Regions from separate parts of the Homo sapiens genome. Here all the other regions are linked to region 1. Evidence: chromatin loops called from intact Hi-C (ENCODE). Cell type or tissue: HCT116. All regions are shown on one strand.

Region 1 (2,500 bases):
CAGCAAAAGAAACTACCATCAGAGTAAACAGACAACCTACAGAATGGGAGAAAATTTTTGCAGTCTATCCATCTGACAAAGGGCTAACATCCAGAATCTTCAAGGAACTTAAACAAATTTACAAGAAAAAATCAACCCCATCAAAAAGTGGGTGAAGGATATGAACAGACACTTCTCAAAAGAAGACATTTATGCAGCCAACAAACATGAAAAAAAGCTCATCATCACTGGTCATTAGAGAATTGCAAATCAAAACCACAATGAGATACCATCTCATGCCAGTTAGAATGGTGATCGTTAAGAAGTCAGGGAACAACAGATGCTAGAGAGGATGTGGAGAAATAGGAACACTTTACACTGTTGGTGGGAGTGTAAATTAGTTCAACCATTGTGGAAGACGGTGTGGTGATTCCTCAAGGATCTGGAAGCAGAAATACCATTTGACCCAGCAATCCCGTTACTGGCTATATGCCCAAAGGATTATAAACCATTCTACTATAAAGACACATGCACACGTGTGTTTACTGCAGCACTGTTCACAATAGCAAAGACTTGGAACCAACACAAATGCCCATCAATGATAGACTGGATAAAGAAAATGTGGCACATATACACCATGGAATACTATGCAGCCATAAAAAAGGATGAGTTCATGTCCTTTGCAGGGACATGGATAAAGCTGAAAACCATCATTCTCAGCAAACTAACACAGGAACAGAAAACCAAACACCGCATGTTCTCACTCGTAAGTGGGAATTGAATAACGAGAACACATGGAGACAGGGAGTGGAACATCACACACCAGCGCCTGTCAGAGGTTGGGGGGCTAGGGAAGGGATAGCATTAGGAGAAATACCTAATGTATATGACAGGTTGATGGGTGCAGCAAAACACCATGGCACATATATACCTGTGTAACAAACCTGCACGTTCTGCACATGTATCCCAGAACTTAAACTATATTAAAAAAAAAAAAAGTTAATTATGCCTTCTTATCTTAGACATCCCTTCACTTACTTTCCCGGTTCACTGCCTTCCTTCTTGTCATAATCGTTCTGCTTGAAATGGACGTTGTGAAAAGCCTAATTTCAGCTTAGAAAAATGTCCTCTTCTACCGCCCTTCCCATTCAATGGATTAAGGATAAAAGCAGACAAACAGATTGAACATAGAAACTCTGAAATTATTTACAATTTCAGAATCGGTAATCAAAGCAAGAGCTCCACAGTGTTCTTACCTAGCTGCCTTGCAGATGCCTGGCACTGAGTCTTAGCAACTTCCCTATGAACTCGGGTTCATTTTAAAAACTTCCCGTAGTTTCGATTCAAAGGAATGCCTGACCAATACTGCCACCTACTGATGAGTAGGTGAGAAATCAGGACAATCAGATGGAGAGTCCAAACCAGTTTAATGAAAACGAAGACAGACAATAATGAAAAATTCCTTGAAGTCGGTAAAATAATCTGCCTTTCCCAGAGAGTACTAGTAAGGAATTTACATCGAATCCTACAGCAGCATTAAGCAAAGATTGTGTAAGTGCAAAGAATTACAATGACCTCTGATACAGTCTGGCTCTGTGTCTCCACCCGAATCTTATCTTGAATTGTAATCTGAATTGTAATCCCCATATGTTGGGGGAAGGATCTTGTGGGAAGTGACTGAATCATGGGGGCAGTTCCCCGTGCTGTTCTTGTGATTGTGAGTTCTCACAAGATCTAATGGTTTTGTGAGGGGCTTTTCCCCGCTTCACCCTGTGCTTCTCATCCTTCTCCTTCCTGGCACCATGTGAAGGACATGTTTGCTTACCCTTCTGCCATGACTGTAAGTTTCCTGAGGCCTCCCCAGCCATGTAAGTCAATTAAACCTCTTTATAACTCACCCAGTCTCAGGTATTTCTTCCTAGCAGTGTGAGAACAGATTAATGAAGCCTCTTTCAGAAAAGAGCATCACCAACGTTACCAGGACAACCAGTCCTCCTTTAAGAATTCAAATGTTTTAAACTCAAGGCAAATATATTTATTTTTATTTTGTCTCATACACACACAGAAAAACAAATAAAAATCTAGCCTGAGATTTAAAACTCACTAAGGAAAAAAAATCACAGCAAAAGCAGTAGGTTAACATCAGGATATTTATATTCAAGGCTCTATGGTATCAAGTTTTTTTTCTCTTTAGAGCCAGGCATGGTGGCATGCACCTGTGGTCCTAGCTACTCACGAGGCTGAGGCAGGAGGTTTGCTTGAGCCCCAGTGCTTGAGGCTGCAGTTAGCCGCGAATGCACTGCTGTACTCCAATCTGGAAAACAGAGCAAGACCCTGTCTCTAAAAAATTTGAGATTTTTTAAAGTCCATATTTTTTTGTTATTTAAACGTGATATTATTCAACATTGATGAACTTGGGTCGTGAGTTCTAAAAGGGATTCAAAATAAAATGGCATTTTCACTTTTTTAAAATTAAGATACTTTTTCATGATCAAAAATATGTTGTGTCTCCCTCCTGACC
Region 2 (2,500 bases), 770 kb before region 1:
TCACTAATATGCAATTTCTTCATGGCCTATGTAGGCATTTGTGAACTTTGCTCAACATAATTATTTATCAGATAATTTTAAAGAGTTCTCAGGCTTATGCAAACTTGAGCAACATTTTTATTGACCAGAAAATATTACTGTTTCTTATTTCAATTTATATGTTACTACTAAAAGTGTAAATACATTTTGGCAATATGCAGTGACAATGACTTCTTTAATTCAGATCTCAATAAAAAGCAAAATATAATTAGCAACTAAAATGGAATGGAGTATTTAGAATTTCAGGCTATTTTTTAAGACTTTGGCAAGGAAGTCAGTAATTATTTCCAGACGTAGATTGATCCAATTCTGTTAATAGGATGATTTGCTGCAAATTTTATAGAAATTTACATTTCTATAAAATGCAAATTTTTCTAAATATTTATAGAAAAATGTTTATGAAGTGAAATATAATACAAGAAAAAATACTTTCAACTTATGAATTCTTCTTTTTTCATCTTATTTTTAAAGGTGAACAGGTGCTCTTTTGCCTAATTAGAAAGAACATGCTAAATACCATGTTGTTTCTCAGTGGGTATATCAGTTAATGTAATTAAAACATCTATTTTTTTCACTGGATAACCATTTCTCATGGTTAGCTAAAAAAAGTAAGCCAAGAGCTGTAAACAGATTTTACAAATTGAGAGGAAATGGAAAATATCGTCCTAATACCATTTTCTCATATGATAGAGCGCAGAATTTTTAACAAGCTATTTGGAGTAAAAGAATCCATTGATATGTGTTCAATATGTTTATGTTATTCAACATCTCTTTTAATGGCCTCTTACAAACTATTTGATGTTTCTTTTTGTACTAAACCCTTTTATTAAAATTATGTATCTTGTATCTCCTTATCCCAAAGCAAAACTTACACTAAACTTTCTTTTCTGTGGCCAGGTAGGACAGTGGTCAGTGCCTCCTGAAGTTACTGAAGGCATGATTCTTACTTGCTTCTCTTAGGTCTCTTAGGTCTGCTTTTGTATTCAGAATTTTTTTCTTAAGGTTGCATTTGTAATTTATTACTTTACCACAAGGGTGCACTAAGAAGCCCGCATAAACACAAGAATCAGCTACTTAATTTGCTGTGACTTATTTAACCAGAGCAATAAAACGTTTTTTCACTTGAAAGTGTTGGTACTCAAAGAACTTTCCTACATTGTTAGAGGTACTGTGCATAGGAGCAATACTATATTTCCCTCAAAAATAAAATACAAAAGATAGAGTGTGTTTCTATAAACTAATCATTAAATATTTAAAATATTTCATAGATTGTTTCAGGCATGAAAATAAATTCAGTCAAGGATTTTTTTATGTCGTTGGCAATTAAAAAATTAGTTTCCTCTTGGAAAAAAATTTAATTATTTGGGAGAAATTGTGATAGGGTTTTAGCATATATTCTAATTGTGAACTGTAAAACTTTATATCTTGTTAGCTTCATGTCAATTTTTCTTCATTACTTGAATTGTTACATAAAATTATCTATTGGGTTTTTATAAGCCTTACATAAATCAAGAAGCATTTAACATACTGCATATACAATCTGCACTATTGGAAATGAGGCGATTTCTTTTCAAAAATCAAACATTCACACCAACAATAGTGCCCCAAACCTAATTATGTCTCTATATTAGAAACACATCATGTCTGCCTTCTTATTGACAAGTGGCAATCATTTTTCTTTTAGATAAAGCTTTGCAATTGTTGACATATAGATCTGACACATCCTTTATTCTGCAGTGAACATTATTAACTGCCTATTGTATGTCAGGCACTGTGATAGATTTTGCAGAATCAAGAATTAATAACAGCAACAACAAAGACCCCTTTAAAGGCTTTCACGATCTATCAGGATGGTAGTGGAGATGGAGTTACTAGAGAGGAGTGTGAGGGGTCAAAGCTTTCTTCAATATGCATTGGAGAGTCTGCATTAGCAGAGTGAATTTATTTGCAAGGGACATAATGCCATATTATGTTTTTATGTTTGGTAGTGGAAGAAGCACTAGCTTGAGAAGCAGAAGTTTTCTGAGTTTTAGACTCAGCTCAATCAATAATACCTTGGAAAATTCAAAATATCTCATTTGCAAAATACAAGATGTAGAGTAAATGACCTTTCTATTTTCTCTGAGCTTTAACATGCTTTCATGTCACTTATGTGACTGCATAATTAAAAGATTTGCTCCATTACAATGCAAAAGAAACTGGATTGCAAACAATATTTTGTAGTAACAGGACAATACATATATTGTAAGCTTTTAATTTTGAATATAAAGACATTATTCATTTTTACAGTTTAGTTCAGCAGTGGGCATCTTGCCCATATGATAGGCACAAAATGACCCCTTACATAGAAAATAATCCTTTGAATACCACAACATTCCAGTCCACTGCTATTCATTATGGTAAATTTCTTGGTAGGCTAATTGGCTTGATGATGAAAAAAATGTAGAATATCAGTCCAAGA
Region 3 (2,500 bases), 840 kb before region 1:
CATAAGGAAAGAGTCAGATTTGGCCGCGTAGACATTTAAACAAAATTCGTAATAGACAATGAGATGAGACAAATGTTTGTAGTATTTACTGACATAATACAAATATTTTTGAAAAATTGGAATAATTCAATGAAAATGAGAAAAAGACAGTATATAAACAATTGTTAGGATATACTAATGGTAGAAAATATACAAAAGCTAAACTTCACAATAAGTAGATGCTAAGAAAAATGAGATACCCTCTTATTTGCTCTTTAGACTAGTGACGATCAGAAGATCTGATAACCACCAGTATGACAAGTTTGAAATGAACCAGCAATTTTTAATACACTGTTGATAGGAGGCTAAATTGGTGCAAAATTTCTGGAGGATTAGGCAATATAGTTTCATTCATTCATTCACTCAAAAATATTCTGTGTCTGCAATGTGCCAAGTATTATACTATTCTAGGCACTGGAGTTAAAACACGGAACATGATTGACAAAAGTCTCTGGCCTCATGGGATTTCATTGTATTAAAACTTAGTGTGCAAACCCTTTGACCCAATAATAGCACTTCTAGAAATTTATCTTACAGAATAGCTTGCAAAAGTGCACGGAGGTTTAGGTAAAATGATATTCATTGTAGCACTGTTAATCGTGTGAAAAATTAGGAACAAGCTAAAGTTCATCAATACAGGACTGATTGAATAAATTATGGTACTCATTGTGTAAAAAAGTTTCTGCAGCTATTAAAAATAGCTTAGGTAGATTTAGGTATATGGGTTTAGGCATAAAAATATTTACCTCTATAGACATATTACACTAAAGAAAATCTGGCAAAAAATCTGACCACAAATAGTTTCCTCTAGAGGTAAAATTATGGCAGACTTTCATTTCTTTGTGCATTTTAGAGTGGTATAATCCTGTTTTCCAAAGGCCTTGTGTTGTTTGTACAATTAAAATTTTAAAAATTACAATCTTATTTCTATTAATAAAAAATGCAAATTAAAACAACATAAGATATCATTGTTGTCTCTCAAATTGGTTTAAAAAAGAAGAAAAAAAATAACAGTGTTGGCAAAGATGTAGAGAAATAGACATCAATATATGGATGTTTTATTGACACCAGTTTTCTAGAGGACAGTAATTTAGCAGGGGCTAGCTCATGGCATTAGGCAATACTGCTCCCTAGAGGTCACTATCATTCTCTGGTCACACAAACTTTCAGACATCCCAGGGACTTAAAAATAGATGCCCAGCTAGGATTCTAGGCTTAAAGGTCTATGCATGGGGATGTTGCTTGACCATCCAGTAAACCAGCAAGCGGTTCATCTTCAATCCTGCCTTTGTCAACTGAGAAAGAAGTCAGTGAAATGAAAGGAGAGATGTGTTTCATCAGAGACCCAATGCTTGTGAAAGAGCAAGGTCTTGGAAAAGGAAGAGGTTTCTTAATGGCTAACAAATGAAAGAAAGCACCAGTATTCAGAGTTCCAGAAGAAGGCAGGGCCTGGTTCTGTGGGAAAGAGCAGGAAGACTGCAAGATCAGGGTATAATTCAGCAGGGGGACTACAGAACTGTTCATATCTCCCCGTACTCCTCTAGCCCAGTACTTACATGAGAAACAGTTAGGAGAGTAACACTAGAAAACAGCAAACTCCTACATTTGTATTATCACACTGCAGTACACTCATTTGGATTTACCAGCAGGGAGGCCAGTGATAAAGATACACATACCAAGGCCAAAAAGCATATCTGTCCACCTAACAATTTCACTGCTGGGAATTTGTCCTAAGGAAAAATACTTGGCATGACCACAGGTTTATGCACAAGAATGGTTATTGCAAATAGCAGAAATAATCTAAAGTCCAATCATAAGGGATTACTGAAATATATTTATACCATTATCATGTGATTGCATGCAAGGGAGCCTTAAAAATAATCTTGAACAATACTTATTGTCAAGGGAAAATGTTACAACATTTTAAGTAAAAAAAAAGAGACTGCAAAACATGTATCTCCAATGTTGTAAGAATCTAAAATAGAGGAATATATTCATATGATTAAGAGTATATGTACCAGAATGTTAACAGTGGTTATTCTGGATAGATGGGATTTATTTTTATGAGTGATATTTTCTTCTTTATTCTGTTGTTCACTTCTAAAAAAAAATTTATTTTTGAGAAGACTTGCTCTGTCACCCAGGATGGAGTGCGGTGGCAGGATCTCAGGTCACTACAACCTCTCCCTCCTCAGTTCAAGCGTTTCTCCTGACTCAGGCTCCTGAGTAGCTGGGATTACTGGCACCCACCACCACACTGGCTAATTTTTGTATTTTTAGTAGAGACGGGATTTCACCATGTTGGCCAGGCTTGTCTCGAACTTCTGACCTCAGGTGATCCACCCACCTCAGCCTCCCAAAGTGCTGGGATTACAGACGTGAGCCACTGCACCCGGCCCACTTCTAAAAATGTTTAATAAACATATATTCCTTTTATAGTTAGAAAATATTTAATCCAGAG

The links. A loop is a pair of places that touch in the nucleus more often than their neighbours do. Peaks named below come from ENCODE experiments on the same cell type or tissue, not always from the same donor. Only the 100,000 strongest peaks of a DNase experiment are listed, where the experiment ranks them.
Region 2: it touches region 1 in a loop (4-fold over the local background); 5 of 110 quality-filtered maps call a loop at or near these places.
Region 3: it touches region 1 in a loop (4-fold over the local background); 6 of 110 quality-filtered maps call a loop at or near these places.

The regions. Positions count from the first base shown.
Region 1 is chr6:129,574,141-129,576,640 of GRCh38, forward strand. It overlaps ARHGAP18 (Rho GTPase activating protein 18), which reads right to left. Exons shown (of 15, transcript NM_033515.3): 15 at 1,992-2,500. Among named protein-coding and RNA genes, the nearest start is that of ARHGAP18, 130 kb to the right of the region's middle. In HCT116, a CTCF peak has its summit at 1,353 (motif pointing left); a DNase peak (open chromatin) is centred at 1,341; H3K27ac peaks cover 1,552 bases.
Region 2 is chr6:128,806,690-128,809,189 of GRCh38, forward strand. No RefSeq gene overlaps it. Among named protein-coding and RNA genes, the nearest start is that of LAMA2, 75 kb to the right of the region's middle. In HCT116, a CTCF peak has its summit at 1,071 (motif pointing right); a DNase peak (open chromatin) is centred at 1,092.
Region 3 is chr6:128,730,178-128,732,677 of GRCh38, forward strand. No RefSeq gene overlaps it. Among named protein-coding and RNA genes, the nearest start is that of LAMA2, 150 kb to the right of the region's middle. In HCT116, a CTCF peak has its summit at 1,170 (motif pointing left); a DNase peak (open chromatin) is centred at 1,164.